2 separate regions of the Homo sapiens genome follow, and region 1 is linked to region 2. Evidence: read pairs that join two places in POLR2A ChIA-PET (ENCODE). Cell type or tissue: Panc1. All regions are shown on one strand. Each heading gives the region's core, and the rest is flanking DNA. Links, peaks and the distances in the headings are about the cores only.

The links. ChIA-PET counts read pairs that join two places held together with the same protein. Peaks named below come from ENCODE experiments on the same cell type or tissue, not always from the same donor. Only the 100,000 strongest peaks of a DNase experiment are listed, where the experiment ranks them.
Region 1: POLR2A ChIA-PET joins it to region 2 with 8 read pairs; 2 of 35 experiments call an interaction of 5 or more read pairs at or near these places.

Annotation. Positions count from the first base shown.
Region 1 is chr17:18,866,239-18,878,302 of GRCh38, reverse strand. PRPSAP2 (phosphoribosyl pyrophosphate synthetase associated protein 2) reads right to left here. Exons shown (of 12, transcript NM_002767.4): 4 at 10,969-11,021; 5 at 5,654-5,720; 6 at 433-605. Among named protein-coding and RNA genes, the nearest start is that of PRPSAP2, 14 kb to the right of the region's middle. In Panc1, for the core only: no CTCF peak of the experiment used is centred there; no DNase peak of the experiment used is centred there.
Region 2 is chr17:18,979,917-18,984,916 of GRCh38, reverse strand. All of the region lies in intron 9 of SLC5A10 (solute carrier family 5 member 10), which reads right to left. The region is part of intron 3 of FAM83G (family with sequence similarity 83 member G); the gene reads left to right. Among named protein-coding and RNA genes, the nearest start is that of FAM83G, 22 kb to the left of the region's middle. RefSeq lists enhancers at 1,521-2,475, 2,476-3,430, 3,431-4,386. In Panc1, for the core only: no CTCF peak of the experiment used is centred there; a DNase peak (open chromatin) is centred at 2,788; H3K27ac peaks cover 532 bases.

The DNA of each region.
Region 1 (12,064 bases), core at 6,509-11,508, 110 kb after region 2:
CATAGCTTCCCAAAGCATTGGGATTGCAGGCGTGAGCTGCTGTGCCCAGCCATTACTTTGATATTTCTAAGGTAAAAATAAAACTCCAGCAGGGTATGGTGGTTCATGACTATAATCTCAGCACCCTGGGAGGCTGGAGCAGAAACATCCCTTGAGGCCAGCAGTTCAAAACCAGCCTGAACAACATAGTAAGACCCAGTATCTACAAAAAATTTAAAAATTAGCAGGCAGGGTGGTATGTGCCTATAGTCCTAGCTACTTGGGAGGCTCTGGTGGACTGCTTGACTGTAGGAGTTCAAGTTGCAGTGAGCTATGATCACGCCACTACACTCCAGCCTAGGTGACAGGGCAAGACCCTGTCTTAAAAAAGAGAGAATAAATAAATAAAACTCCCAGGCCCCCAATTAATTGTGAAACATCTGCCATTCTTACCAGCTTTGCACATCATGGAAGCCAGCAATTTAGAGACAATGGAGCCTCTTTTTCTCATCTTGCACTGCTTGCTGTAAGGAAAGTAGGGTATCACGCCAATGATGCTCTTGGCACAAGAGGTCTTACATGCATACACCATGATCAGGAGCTCCATGATGGTGGTGTTCACGTCCCTGTAACAAAGACACAGCAAATCTCATCAAGGGATCTACAACACAGTATTCCCTGTTCCAAAAAGTGTCAGCAGTGTGTTACTCATGCCTTTATACAACCTAAGGTGCAAGGCAGAAAAAAACCAACCAATAAATTCCTCTTTTCTCAGGCCTCCATAAGATCCCCCATCATCTGCTCTCAACTGACCACCCTACTTAAGTACTCTCAGAGGAGCGTGTCCACAAGCTCCCACTATGTGCATCTGTGCCCCAGGAGTCGGCCTGCCCTCAGTCATCAGTCAGAGGAAATTTCCATGCCAGTGGCCCTAAAATTAATCCCTCCAAATGGCACACCTATGTAAGGAATTCTCTCTCCTCTCCTGCCTCCACCACTGATAACCCATCGGCCACAAACATTCTGTTACTTCCATTAACACGACTCATAACCACTCTCCCCTCTGCTCCCCTTTGCTGTACATCTTACACTATCTCCAATTTATCTACTCTCAGTCTCTCCCAAATAGTCCAGTGAAGCTTTGTTTTCATAAAGGTCATCAGTGGCCTCCATGCGGCCATGTCCACGGTCACTTGGCTTCCAGAATGCCCCTCTCTGGTGTCCTCCTTCCACCCTTGGTTTCTTTTGCTGGTTCCTCTTCTCCCCAGCCTCACGTCCCAGGACTTGCTCATGTGTCCTCTCTTTCTGTTCCCTCTCGTCCTTTGGGCTTCTCATCTAATTTCACAGCTTCATAGATGGTGGCAACTCTCAAATTTACAACTCCAGTCCAAACTTGAGGATCTGCCCCTCCCCTCCTGCCTGGCCACACCTGACCCTGTTCAGTCCTCCCACAGCAGCTCACACCGCTAAGGGGCTTGCTCTAGGCGTTCCCACTGCCTGCAATGCTTTTCTCCCCACCTAGTCACCTGACTCTCCCTCACCTTCTCTAGTCTCTGTTCAAATGTCACCTCCACAATGAGGCCTACCCTGTCTGCCTCTCTCTGCCCTCTCACCACTATCATCTCACCATGCTGTCTTATTTTTTTCCAAACCATTCATCACCTTCTAGATAATCTATGTCTTTATTATGCTCACTTTATGTCTTCCTCCACTGGAATATAAACTCCACAAGGACAAGGACTTTCTCTGTTTTAATCATGGAGGCATCCTGCATACGTGTAACTAACTGTAATTCACATATTGTAGACATTCAAAATAAGTATTTGTTAATGAAAGAAGGAGTGAATGGAAACACAGAACATTCAGGTGAGTAGGTTCTCTGTCACTATACAACAAGTCTGACATCTGATGAGTTAAAAGAGACTTTCACCCTGTTAATTAACTTAGGAAAAAAAAAGATTTTCAGAAAAGTATTCTATGGGAAGGATAAGAGTGGAGGAACAAGGCTTTCCATTACTGAACTCAGATAAGGACAGTCTTGTTTGAAATACAGGAAAACTTCAGTTAATGGATGGAATTTTCTTAATTTTAAATTTCTCTTTTATTTTTAGTGCTAGCACTAATCTGTAGTAAAATGAAGTATAAGATGTATCTGACAACACTAAATCATTTTTTTGTTTGTTTGTTTTTGAGACGGAGTTCTGCTCTTGTTGCCCAGGCTGGAGTGCAATGGCATGATCTCGGCTCACCGCAACCTCCGCCTCCCAGGATCAAGCAATTCTCCTGTCTCAGCCTCCCGAGTAGCTGAGATCACAGGCATGCGCCACCATGCCCGGCTAATTTTGCATTTTTAGCAGAGAGAGCGTTTCTCCATGTTGGTCAGGCTGGTCTTGAACTCCCGACCTCAGGTGATCTGCACGCCTGGGGCCTCCCAAAGTGGTGGGATTACAGGCTTTTTTTTTTTTTTTTTGAGACAGAGTCTCACTCTATCACCCAGCCTGGAGTATAGTGGCGCCATCTTGGCTCACTGCACCCTCTGTCTCCTGGGTTCAAGCGATTCTCATGCCTCAGCCTCCCAAGTAGCTGGAATTAGAAGCGCATATCACCACGCCCAGCTAATTTTTGTATTTTCAGTAGAGACAGGGTTTCACCATGTTGGCCAGGCTGGTCTTGAACTCCTGATCTGCCCGCCTCGGCCTCCCAAAGCTCTGGGATTATAGGTGTAAGCCACCTCGCCCAGCCTTTTTTTTTTTTACTTCGAGATGGAGCCTTGTTCTTTTACCCAGGCTGGAATCCAGTGGCGTGATCTCAGCTCACTACAACCTCTGCCTCCTGCGTTCAAGCAATTCTCGTGCCTCAGCCACCTGAGTAGCTGGGACTACAGGCGCTCATGACCATGCCCAGCTAATTTTTTGTATTTTTAGTAAAGACAGGGTTTCACCGTGTTGGCCTGGCTGGTCTCAAACTCCTGGCCTCAACTGATATGCCCACCTCGACCTCCCAAAGTGCTAGGATTACAGGCATGAGCCACCACATCTGGCCCTCAACACTAAATGTTATTTCATGGTATTTCACAAAGAAGACCATGACGTCCAGACTCTGCAACATGGACAAGACTGAGAACCCGAGTTAACACAAGCTTATGTCAGGTATGGAACAATGCAAAATGAGACACGGAGAGAAAATGAAAGGGGTGCTGAGTGATTCTGATTAGAGGAATATGAAACTGACAAAAGACAGGGGCACAGGATAAGTATTGAAATGTACAAAAATAAACAACCAGAAGGACTTGAAAATGAGAAGGATCAGCAGTCACCCTTCTGAAGTCCTAAATTCTAAGTCCAGGGGTGCCCTCAATGCCTACCCATCCCCTTGGGTAATCCACACAACCTCTGTGCATTTATCCAATGGAATCACACTTGTCTGTAAGGACATAAAAGTACCACAGACACAGAAACCAAGGAGCCAGAAGCCGTTTAAGTTGTTCTGTGCCCGCCCCTTCCCTACCCCGATGCTGGAGGTAAAGGGTTAAGATGTGGGCACAGGTGAGTCCTCCACTTCCACCCTGGTTTGGTGGCAGACGTGGGAAAGGGGAAAGAGGACAGCAGCAGCAGGGGCAGTTGGCGCTCCGTGCCCCCACCTCCAGCTCTGCTGAGAATCCTGGGTGTCACAGCAGAAGGTGAAGCTAGGGCACCGTGGCAAAGGCCCTCCACACCCTTCCTCCTTCAGAGCACACCCGTTTGCCAGGGCTATAGGATGCAAGGACAGGTCTCCCCTGCCACTCCTCTTCCCAGGAGAGATGGGGGTTTTGTGACTTCATCCCAATAAACCAAAGACCAGGAGAGAAAATGTTCAAAATTTAGGTGAAAAAAATGTGTGTTCCAAGACTAAAGTCTCCCGAAATGGCCTTCTTTTTCCCTTTCGTTGGTTTTATATATGTATATACACAAATTAAGCATGCAGCAACTTTCAGACTCTCTAAGCTAAAAAATAATGCACTAGACAAACTGATTTCTAGACATTAAAAATTGTTCTGAGCGAAGAACTTCATACACAGAAGCATTTAGGGACATTTGTGGACAAACACACAATGGAAAGTGGGGCTTTAAGGCCAGGTGTGATAGGCTCACCTTCTATATTGCTGGAATCTCAGCAATATAGGAGGTCAAGGCAGGAGGATCACTTGAGGCCAAAAGTTTGAGACCAGCTGGGCAATACAGTGAGACCTCCATCTCTACAAAAAATGAAAAAACGAGGTGAGCATGCTGGTGCATGCCTGTAGTCCCAGCTACTTGGGAGGCTGAGGGAGGAGGATAGTTTGAGCCCAGGAGTTTGAAGTTGTAGTGAGTTATGATCTCACCACTGCACTCCAGACTGGACAACAGAGCAAGACTCTACCTCTTAGAAAAAAGAAAAAGAAAAAAAAAAAGTAGGGCTCCAGGTGATCACCCTCCCTTCCAGAGTGCCAGAGACAGCCTTGCTGCATTGAATCTTCTATACCTAGCTTAAACATATGTGACCAAACAATTTCCAGAACACAGGTGTGTCAAAGGTCACACCAGACAGGAATACACATTCCTTCAGTACAGTTTTTTATCCTCTCAGCTAATTTATGTAATAAAACAGTAAATAATGATCACTTTTATATGCAATAAAAGCTTAAAGAACCCCAACTAAGAAAGGTCTCCTCCCCTAGCCTCTGTTTCTTTTGGGGAGAGGAGGGAACTAGAAATGCTTCCTTGCAAGTTTTACAAAATTCTGGCTGTTAATTGTTAGGAAACTTAATGTATACTATTATCATTAACAGCCTCTACTCCAGGCTGGGCGCAGTGGCTCACGCCTGTAATCCCAGCACTTTGGGAGGCTGAGGCAGGTGGATCACCTGAGGTCGGGAGTTCAAGACCAGCCTGACCAACATGGAGAAACCCTGTCTCTACTAGAAACACAAAATTAACCGGGCGTGGTGACACATGCCTATAATCCCAGCTGCTCAGGAGGCTGAGGCAGAATTGCTTGAACCTGGGAAGCAGAGGTTGCGGTAAGCTGAGGTTGCGGTAAGCCGAGATCGCGTCATTGCACTCCAGCCTGGGCAACAAGAGTGAAATTCTGTCTCAAAAAAAAAAAAAAAAAAAGAGCCTCTACTCCAATACTTGGTTATTTCCACCCGTTAAGAACACTGAGTGGCTGGACACGGTGGCTCATACCTGTAATCCCACCACTTTGGTAGGCCGAGGCGGGCAGATTGCGTGAGGTCAGGAGTTCAAGACCAGTCTGGCCAACATGGTGAAACCCCGTCTCTACTAAAAATACAAAAATTAGCCAGGCGTGGTGGCGCCAACTGTAGTACCAGCTACTCGGGAGGCTGAGGCAAGAGAATCACTAGAACCTGGGAGGAGGTGGTTACAGTGAGCTGAGATTGCACCACTGCACTCCAGCCTGGGTGAAGGAGTGGGACTTTGTCTCAAAAAAAAAAAGAAAGAAAGAAGGAAAAACACTGAAAGAACATGTAAAAGTCAGCAGTTATGTCAGAAAACTTAGTTTTCTAAATTCTAAATTGGTAAGATATACTAATTTTAAGACTATTATAACTCTTCCTGGCTAGCCATCTATCATTATTTTAAACACTCATGCCTAAACTGAAACCCAGAAAGCAACACTTTTGCTGGATACTCACTTCGAAACAGTTTGGATGATGAAAACATCTTTTCCCCTCACAGACTCTTGAATTTGTACTCTTGTTTCTGGCAGGAAAAGGAAAAAGAAGAGAGGGAAAGGCATATAGTTCAAATTTTTCAAAATACACAAAAAAATCTGTATTATTCCCTAATGTAATAGAATATGGCAACTCAAACTGTTATAAGACTCAGTAGGCTTTAGATGTTACAAGGGATAATACACATACTGCCATTAATCACTTTTTAAAACACAGCTTTAAGAGAGAATTACATTTCTGACTTGAAATAAGTAAATGTATAATTCTCACCCCTTATATATACAAACAGTTGAGTGCTGTACCACTCCGAGCATGGTAACTTTTTTTTTTTTTTTTTTGAGACGGAGTCTTGCTCTGTCGCCCACGCTGGAATGCAGTGGTGCGATCTTGGCTCACTGCAAGCTCTGCCTCCTGGGTTCATGCCATTCTCCTGCCTCAGCCTCCCGAGTGGCTGGAACTACAGGCGCCCGCCACCACATCCAGCTAACTGTTTTGTATTTTTTTAGTAGAGACAGGGTTTCACCATGTTAGCCAGGATGGTCTCGATCTCCTGACCTCGCGATCTGCCTGCCTCAGCCTCCCAAAGTACTGGGATTACAGGTGTGAGCTACCGTGCCCAGCCTGAGCACAGTATCTTTATAGACAATCATAGGCCAGGCACAGTGGCTCATGCCTGTAATCCCAGCACTTTGGGAGGCCAAGGCGGGCAAATCACCTGAGGTTAGGAGTTCGAGACCAGCCTGACCAACATAGAGAAACCCCGTCTCTACTAAAAATACAAAATTAGCCAGGCGTGGTGGTGCATGCCTATAATCCTAGCTACTCGGGAGGCTGAGGCAGGAGAATCGCTTGAACCCAGGAGGCGGAGGTTGCGGTGAGCCGAGATTGTGCCATTGCACTCCAGCCTGGGCAACAAGAGCGAAACTCCGTCTCAAAAAAAAAAAAAAAAAAAAAAAAGAAAATTATATACTCATTCAATCAGCATCAATTATCAATTCAGAATGTATTAGGTACAAAACATTGTATGTTGTGAGAAACAAAGATAAATAAGACCTAATATCCCTACTCTCAAAATATGTGTGATCAGTCATAAAGAAACAATTAGACAAATCCATAATGGGACATTCTACAAGACAACCTCTTCACTGTCACAGGAAGAAAACGGAAGAGGTGAGGGGATTGTTCTAAAATAGAAGAGACTAAAGAGATATTTTTTAAAAAAAATCCCTTGAACTAAGAATCCTGGTTTGGGGTGGAGGTGTTGGAAAAAACAACTATAAAAGACCCTTTAGGCTGGGCACGGTGGCTCACACATGTAATACCAGAACTTTGGGAGGCCCAGGCAGGCGGATAATCTGAGGTTAGGTGTTTAAGGCTAGCCTGGCCAACATGGTGAAACCTCGTCTCTACTAAAAATACAAACATTAGCTGGGCTTGGTGGCACACACCTATAATCCCAGCTACTCAGGAGGCTGAGGCAGGAGAACTGCTTGAACCTGGGAGGCAGAGGTTGCAGTAAGCCAAGATCGCACCACTGCACTCCAGCCTGGGTGACAAAGCCAGATTCCATCTCAAAAAAATAAAAAATAAAAGACCCTTTAGGACAATTAGGGAAATGTGAATATAGGCCATATATTAGATGATTAAAGAATTGTTGTTGGGCTGGGTGCGGTGTCTCACACCTGTAATCCCAGCACTTTGGGAGGCCAAGGCGGGCAGATCACTTGAGGCCACAGAAAAAAAAAGAATTGTCCTTAATTGTTAAGTTAATTTTCTTTTCCTTTTCTTTTTTTTTTTTTTTTGAGACAAGGTCTTGCTCTGTTGCCCGGGCTGGAGTGCAGCGGCGTGATCCCAGCTCACTGCAACCTCCACCTCCCGGACTCAAGTGATCTTCCTGCCTCAGCCTCCCAAGTAGCTAGGATTACAGCTGTGTGCCACCAACCCTGGCTAATTTCTTTATCTTTGGTAAAGATGGGGTTTTGCCATGTTGCCCAGGTTGGTCTCAAACTTCTGGTCTCAAGTGATCCACCCACCTTGACCCCCACAAAGTGCTGGGATTACAGGTGTGAGCCACCATGCCCTGCCTGTAGTTAATTTCTTTAAATGTGATAATGGTATCATATTTATTTAGGTGAAAGTAATTATTCCTAGAGGATGCATGGTCAAGTATTCAAGGATTAACTGTCTGCAACTTACATTTTTTTTCTTTTTTTGGGACACATCTCGCCCTGTTGCCTAGGCTGTGGTACAGTGGTGCAAATATGGCTCACTGCAGTCTTGACCTCCCAGGCTGAAGAGATTCACCCAGCTCAGCATCCCAACGTGCTGGGATTACAGGAGTGAGCCACCGCACCCGGCCTGCACTTAATTTCAAATGGTTCGCCACATACATATTCATATGGCAAAATGTTAACTGTTCAAGCTAGGCGGTAGTTCACTGTACTATTCTTTCAACTTTTTTATATGTTTGAACATTTTCATTAAAAATGTAGGAAAATAGTTTGGGAGGCTGAGGTGGATGATCATTTGAGGTCAGAAGTTTGAGACCAACCTGGCCAACATGGTGAAAGCCCGTCTCCACCAACAACACAAAAAATTAGCCGGGCGTGCTGGCACACACCTGTAAGCCCACCTATTTGGGAGGCTGAGGCAGGAGTATCGCTTGAACCTGAGAGGCGGATGTTGCAGTGAGCCAAGATTGCGCCACTGTACTCCAGCCTGGGCAATGGAGCAAGACTCTGTCTCACACACACACACACACACACACAAAAAAAAAGTAGCAAAATGGGAACAGATTGTGAGGATAAGAGAAAAAAAAAAATGTTGGAAAAAACAGAATACAAGTTTACAAAAGAAATGTGGTATGATGTTAAGAAAATGAGCTTTACCAGCCTGAGCAAGATGGCAAAGCCCCGTATCAAAAAAAAAAAAAAATTATGGCTGGGTGTGTGTGTGTAGCTCACACCTGTAATCCCAGCACTTTGGGAGGCTGAGGCACGAGAATCACTCGAACCTGGGAGGCGGAGGTGGCAGTGAGCCGAGGTTGCCCCACTGCACTCCAGCCTGGGTGACAGAGCAAGACTCCATATTTAAAAAAAAAAAAAAAATAGCCTGGCAGCATGGTGCCCACCTGTAGTACCAGCTACTGGGGAGGCTAAGGTGGGAGAAGCACATGAGCCCAGGAGGCAGAGGCTGCAGTGAGCCCTGATCATGCCACTACACCCCAGCCTGAGTGACACAGAAAGACCCTGTCTCAAAAAAAAAAAAAAGAAAAGAAAAGAAAAGAAAATGAGCTTTAGAGTCAGGGAGATCTGGATTCAAACTGGACCTCGTACCTAACATCAATCCCTGAACTCCTGAACTCAGTTTTTCAGTATCTGGTAACAGTAAGAAATTCACAAATATTACTTCCTTCCTTCCCAATAAACACCAAGTATTTTCTCTCCCTTTATTCAGAAACTTGGAGAGTGGACCAGTCTCCTGGAGTCTTATGCCACTGCTTCTCCCTTTCACCTTCCCTCCTAGACTCCAGACAAAGAACATCATTCAATCCCCTCTAGAGGAAGAATCTTCTCCAAACTCTCCTTGCAGAGTTTAATTATACTTTTTCCCTACTGACGCCACATAGGGATCTTGGGAGACAGAAAAGAGGCAGGAACGGAGATAAACATGGGAACAGCAAAACTTGTGCCTTTTTATCAAAGCCTCCTGTAGGCTTTATAATATGTAAATATTTGATAAAATCCTGTAGAGGGGCCAGGCCTGGTGGCTCACACCTGTAATCCTAGCACTTTGGGGGGCTGAAATAGGAGAACTGCTTTTGCCCAGAGTTTGAGATAAGCCTGGGCAACATAATGAGACCCTTGTTCTACCAAAAAAAAAAAAAATGTTTTTTTAAATCTTCTAGTGGAAAAGGAACAGGAATAAGTATATATTGAGCACCTACTGTGTGCCAAAAACTGGTAGGCACACAAGTTATCCCACTTAATCCTCAAAACAGCCCTAATTTACAGTTTATTTATAGTTTAGAAAGGTTAAATAACTTGTCAAGGATAAGGTGTGTAACTCTCAAGCCCATGCAAGCTGTCCATCGCTCCTGCTAAAATAATTTCTTTTTTTTTTTTTTTCCCCTGAGACAAAGTCTCGCTCTTGTTCCCCCCCAGGCTGGAGTGCAATGGCACAATCTTGGCTCACTGCAACCTCCACCGCCCGGGTTCAAGCGATTCTCCTGCCTCAGCCTTCCCAGGAGCTGGGATTATAGGCGCCTGCCACCAAGCCCAGCAAATTTTTGTATTTTTAGTAGAGACAGGGTTTCATCATGTTGGCCAGGCTGGTCTACGAACTCCTGACCTCAGGTGATCCGCCCACCTCGGCCTCCCAAAGTGCTGGGATTACAGGCGTGAGCCACCACGCCTGGCCTAAAATAATTTCAAATATCCACCATTGCTAAAGAAATTACAAAGATCACTTTCTATTTATTTATTTATTTATTTTTGAGACAGGGTCTCACTCTGTGGTATGATCACACTTCACTGCAGCCTCCACCTCCTGGGCTCAAGCGATCCTTCCACCTCAGCCTCCCTAGTAGCTGGGACTACAAGTGCAAACCACCACTCCTGGCTAATTTTTGTATTTTTAGTAGAGACAGGGTTTTGCCGTGTTGCCCAGGCTGGTCTCAACTCCTGAGCTCAAGGAATCTGCCTGCCTCAGCCTCCCAAAGTGCTGGCATTAGATGCATGAGCCAGCACACCTGGACCTACAAAGGTTAAATAACACTTCTTTTTACAACTTGGGAGAATTATGTAATGACATGTATCAATTAGCAAAAAGTATTTCTTAACAATATTTTATGAAGTCTAACCCAAGGCAGCTTAGGTGCAAATAAAGACTAACTAAAACTGCGGTCACACAGGATTTAGTCATCCTGTCTAAGGTGACAGGATTTACTCATCCTTCCTAAGGTGACATAAATTTAAGCAACAGTTGAGCTCATGTTCATTCAGTTGACCAGCTGGTTCAAATATGTCTGCAGCTTTTACTGAATGAAGTCTCAGAACTGCAGTTCAAGCCCCAGAAATGACTTGCACCAGGGTTAGATATCTAGCTGGTATTAGTGAGAGCTAAAAAACCACTCTGTTCTACCTTGCCTGCCTGACTTCTTGCTAATGGAAATGTACAACTGAATCAAATCGTTTCAATAGTAAAGGATGAAGGACGGAGCCAATATGCCACATTTCACAAAAAGGTCAATGTTCCACATGCCCAAGATAGCTCACCTCTGTTAGGTTCCTGGTAAACCTGCACTTTGCCCATCTCCACCCCTAGCCGCCTAGAGAAGAGAAAGGGGGAAAAAGCTGAAAAAGTAATAGAAGAAACCCAGTATCTTTACTATTTAAGGAGACTCGTAAATCGATAAGAGTAAAATAAAATAAAGTTATTCTTCTTATAAAATTTAAAGTCAACATTAAATTGTTACATCAATCCATTACCTAGCCCCTCACCCCAACCCCATGTCTCCCCAGGAAGGACTATGCAGTCCCGCTCTGCCTGCCTCACTAGCCATCTTCCTTGGACACTCTGTACTCCAGCCCACGTTCCTGAGACACACCAAGAACTCCTCCTGCATGCTGCAGAGGCTTGGAATCTGCTGTCCCCTCTGCTTGGGGGGGTTCTGCCTCCAGACCTTCACTTGGTGGCTCATTCAGGTTTCTCAACTCACACACCATCCCTTCAGTTTAAAAGCACTTCAGCACACATGCTAAAGCAGAACAACCTGCCCCATCATTACTTTCACACAGTTTTCTTCATAGCATTGACATCATCTGAAATTACCTTGTTTGTTTTGTTGACTTGATTTCTGTTTGGCTCCCATACTAAAATGTAAATTTCATAAAAAGGATGGATCTTGACTCACTGATAATCCCCAACATCTAGATCAAGGTCTAGTACACAGTAGTAGGGGTACAATATTTGTTTAATAAATATCTAAAATTATACTAAACTATAAGCTATAAGTTATTTCATATAATATACATGTTAATGTTCTTTTTTTGAGACAGAGTCTCGTTCTGTTGCCCAGGCTGGAGTGCAGTGGTGCAATCTCAGCTCACTGCAACCCTCCTGCGTTCAAGCGATTCTCCTGCCTCAGCCTCCCAAGTAGCTGGGACTACAGGTGCCCGCCACCACGCCCAACTAATTTTTTGTATTTTTAGTAGACGCGGGGTTTCACCTTGTTAACTAGGATGGTCTCAATCTCCTGACCTCGTGATACACCCGCCTTGGCCTCCCAAAGTGCTGGGATTACAGGCGTGAGCCACCGCGCCTGGCCCCAGTGTGCTTTATACTCAAATAATTATATATATATATAGCATC
Region 2 (5,000 bases), core at 1-5,000:
ACCTCAGCCGGTTGCCCTGGCCGGCCCCAGTGGCCCTCCATGTGGGAGTATGGGAATGACCACCCCAAATGACAAATAGGGAGCAGGCCTTGGGAAGAGGGCCAGAACTTTCACTGACACCCTCTAGGGTCACAGGGCCAGGCCGCATGACTTGGCTGCTTTTGGGGGTGATACTGGGTGTGGAGGGATGCTCCCAGGCCAACCAGAGACAGGCTGGGCCTGAGGCTTCCAGCTTAGGACAGACAAGAGCCATGAGATGCCTGGGCCATCTGAAAAGCCAGTTGACTTCGTGCAGCCAAACTGGAAATACCAGCAGCCCCTGGGCAAAGGCCAGACCCGTTTCCCGTTTCTGATGAACAAAGAAGCATCAGCTGGGATGGCCATGGGAAGGCACACGGTGAGGAAGTGAGGATCGCTGCCGCTCAGGCCTCACGCTGGACAGGCACGACCCAGCCCTTCCGCTGCCCAGGTTCCCCCGTTCCCCGGGGATGCCTGGGTGTTGCTTGCTGTCTCTACCTGGGCCTGGGTCTGTGGTGGATTCAGGGTATAAGGCAGGGTTCTCTTTTTTTTTTTTTTTTTTTTTTGAGAGGGAGTCTTGCTCTGTCGCCCAGGCTGGACTGCAGTGGCGTGAACTGCAAGCTCTGCCTCCCGGGTTCGTGCCATTATCCTGCTTCAGCCTCCCCAGTAGCTGGGACTACAGGGGCCCGCCACCACGCCCGGCTAATTTTTTGTATTTTTAGTAGAGATGGGGTTTCACCGTGTTAGCCAGGATGGTCTCGATCTGCTGACCTCGTGATCCGCCCGCCTCGGCCTCCCAAAGTGCGGGGATTACAGGCGTGAGCCACCGCGCCCGGCCAAGGCAGGGGTTCTCAAACGGGGGGGATTCACTCTGCTGAGGGACATTTGGCATTGTTAACTGTCCACCTTGGGGGTACTACCAGCATTGAGTGGCCAAGGATGTTGTTAAACATCCTACACTGCCGGGGACAGGTCCCACACAAAAGGGGACATGTATCAGTTGTGCAGAGGCTGAGCAGCCTTGGCCTAGGGGAGAGAGGAGCCCCTCAGACCAGGGCCTTGGAGCTAGGCTGGCCCTGCCCCTACATGCCGTCACATACTTTGGGCCAAATGTGGTTCACAAAGGGCCCACCACCCCAACTTCACAACAGCCTGGAGAAGTCCAGGGTGAGTGTTGACCACCCCTCTCCACCCTCCACAGAGAGCGAGACAGGCCCTGTAGAGGAGAGTAGAGGCTGCTGGAGGCCTGCACCTCAGGCAGCCAGGCTCCTGCTGCTATGTTGGGCTCTGTTCCTTGCATTCCTCACACTAGGCCTGGCCTCACTGTTCCCAGCTCAGACCTGGTCAAGGATGCATCTCTGGACCTCCCCACTGCTCTACCGGGCCTCTACTCATTCACACTAACTACTCAACTATCAATAAACCTAGGAATGGCCATCCCACTATGGGCAGGGGAAGTAATCACTGGCTTCCATTATAAAACCAAAACCAAAGCTAACCTGCCAGCACAGGCTGTCCTGGTGCTGCCTACATGGCTCACTGGCTGTTGACCTGCTGTGGGACCTGGGCGTGTGGTTCCACCTCTCTGGGCCTCGAGCGCCCCATGGCCATAGTGATGCCTCACGGGGTTGTGTGAGGGTGAAATTAAAGGAGACGGTGTTTGGCCAGCAGGGCCCTGAGGAGGTGGGTGATGAAAGAGCCCTGTCCTCAGTCCCGGCCCAGCCCAGGGCTACTGGGAGACAGTGGGCAGGTCACTTTCCCTACCTGAGCCCACCAACCACCCACCCAGTACGGCTGACAGTCCTGGCCTCCCTGGGCAGTCCATCCCTCCTGGATGTTTTGTGGTCCTCTGTGTTGGTCCCCCACAGCCCACTGCGCCACTTCCAGTTCATGGGGCACCCACTGGGAGCTGGACACCTTCCCTGGGAGGGCCCCACCTGTACTGTGGCTCTATTCAGTCCTCACAGCAGCCTTGCAGCACAAGGATGAGTAGACCCTTTCATAGATGAGAAAACTGAGGCGTGGAAAGAAAGGCCTTGGTTGGCGTCCATTTGGTGCTAGGATTGGAGCCTGTTTGACTGGAGCTCAGGAATGCCTAGACCCTAGACCCACTCCAGGGGCTCCTGGGCTCAGCCCCCTCTGCCTCGCACCAGCGGGCTTGGCACAGTTGGATCACATGTCCTTTAAGCACATGTGGCCTGGAGGCCTGGGGGGATTGGGGGCAGGTTGCTGTAGTTTGCCCCAGCCCTGGAGCCCCCACCTTGCCTTGCCACCCGCTGAGAGCAGATGAAGCACCACCCGGCCGTCCTCCCCTGCCCTGACTCGCCCTTGACGTCCTCTCTTACTTATGAGGAAACTGAGGTCCCAGAGGGTCCAAAGACTTTTCCAGGGCACCCCTCTTGGGCCAGCCCCGGCATCCCTCCACCCATCTGCTGTCCTGTGCCGGGGGTGTCCCAGGAGCTCAGAGACAATGCAGCTTTGTGGGATCCTCCACCTCTGCGCACACGAGCCCAGAGTCTTGAGACGTTACCTCATCCAGGCCAGGCCCCGTGGGGTGGGGCCCATCCAGGCACAAGCTGGGGAGCAGGCCATGAGGCAAGAGGTGGGGGGCCCTGCTGCAGGCCCCCACCTGCTGCTGAGCCCCAGGTAGAACAGGCCTAAGAGTTGGAGGCCCGCCCTGCTGTGTGCTAAGGGAGACTAAGGCCCAGCAAGGGCCCGGGACTTGCTTCGAGTCACAGCGAGTCAGCGGCCCAGCCGAGGCCTGCGGCTCACACGGAGGCTGAGTCACTCTGAGATGGAAGTGGTGACTTTCCGAGCCCTCATCAGGACAAGGTTTGGGATGGGTGGGGACAGACACTGTCCAGAAGGGTCCTGATGCTGGCGGCCGATTTTCCAGGCTAAGGAGGGGTCTGTGGCCGGGCCAGGAGCCTGCAGGAGGCGGTGGAGCTGGGCTCGGTTGGGCTCAGTGACAGGGAAGGCCTCGTACCACCTCCAGGATCTTTGTCCGACTTCTCAACCCCGAGCGTGCTCCATGTTGGGTACAAAGTCACGAGCGCTAATTGTCCTGGGCCGTGGCCAGCTTCCTGCTGAGCTGGCTGTGTGCAAACCTGCAGCCTGCGGGGTGGGGGGCCGGCGAGGGCGGCCCTGGGAGCAGAGGCTTATCTGCCTTCTGCACTGGGCCCTATGAAAAGGCTATGGTTTATCCCACAGGTGGGCATCAGATGGGGACTCACCCACGGCCCACACCTGCCTGCCTCTGTGGTTGCTTGCCTGGGGCCACCCCAGCCACAGGGGTCTGGGACACGGAAAGGACTGGCAGGGCAGGAGGCTGGATGGCATGGCGGGCAGCTCTGCTCTCTCAGGCTCCCCTCCTCTCCCATAGCATTCACCTCACACACCCACTGCCTGATGCCAGCACTGCTCCTGAGATACACACCCAACCCCATCGCTCTTGCTGTAAATCCTCCCATGGCTCCCTACTGGCCCCAGGGCCAAGCTCAGGCTCTTAAGCCGGTGCAGGGTCTTTTACCAGGAGCCCGCCCCTGCTCGCTCTGCAGGCTCCATCACCCACCCCTCCTCCCCTGAGGTGCTCTTGTACAAAGGCCTCTCATGCCTGGTCTTTGAGTCCCTTCCCTGGAATGCTTCCCCACCTCCCCCTGTGACCTATGTCATCCTCTCCCGGGAGCCTCCCGGCCAGCCCTTCACACTTCAGGCTACTCCTCTGCGATCCTGGGCATTCAGCTTGTTTTCGTTTACCCCCTCAGCCTCCCCTTCACCTCCCAGGTGGGATCCTCATCACAGGCATCTCTGCAGCTGGAGGCCTCGGCAGGGGTTGATGACTATGTGAATGAGTGGGGTGAATAAGCTGGGGCCAGTGAGTGGGTGAGGGGACAGACCAGTACGTCACAGCTCAGCCTGACTAAGAACACGTCATAGCCGAGAGCCAGAAGCCGGCACAGAGCCCCTCGGGAGGGAGTGAGACTCCCATCACAGGAGGCATGCAGGCAGACCAGTCAGGAATCCCTGGAGTGGGTGTTAAAACTGAGATTCCCTGCCTGACCTCAGGCCTCCTGAGTCAGACCCTCAGGGCACCCAGGAGCATTTCTTACACACTGCCCTAGACAGGGGCCAGATGAGCCCCAGGTCCCCTTTACACCTGTGATTCTACTTCGGGATGCCCTTGGCCATCCTCGACACTTGGGTTCCAGCCAGGCTCGCCCTGTCCTTCCTGGGGTCTGCCGTGCCCAGCACCAGCCTTTACCATCTGCTCCTCCCTCACAGCAGGTCCTGCTACCTGGGGGAGGGAAGTCAGCACCTGGAGCTCATAACACACAGGCCCTTGGCAGCTCCAGAGACTCCACACTGGGACAGAGGGCCCTTATGTGTTCAGGGTCCAGGAAAAGGCCGGTGACGACCTGGCCTTGGAGCTGAGGCAGTTGAGGGGCCCGCTGTGCTCCTCATGCCCAAGGAGCCCTCTTCTCCTTGGGTCTCAGCTCCCTTGGCCACAGTCTCTGAGGGCCTTCCTGGCCTGCTCCTGGGCCAAACAGTGTAAGCCGGCACAGAATTGAATCTCTGACCATTTACAGGACCTGGCCTGGGTGCTGGGTGGTGTCCTGGCCATGGGGAAGGAGAAAGGTTTGCTGTGAGTCCTGTCCTCGGAGCAGAGCCCAGCAGAGACAGGGGTGTTGAGAAGCACAGGGGAGAGGCCGGGTAGGGCCACGCACCCTGGAGGGCCACAGACTTATCGGAGTATAAGGCACAGATTCTGCAGGGCAGGCCCCCTTCCTGCCCTCCTCTGGCTGCATCACCCCCTAGCCATCCACGAGACACTTCTAAAACGTGTGCACATCACCCTCCCGCTCAGGACCCCACCATAGCATCCACCACCCACGGCAGCATTTCCCAAGCTGGCTGGCTGTGTAAGCCTTTTCCTGCCTGATGCTGCTCTTCAGACACCTTTAGGGCCAAAGCCCAGACCATCT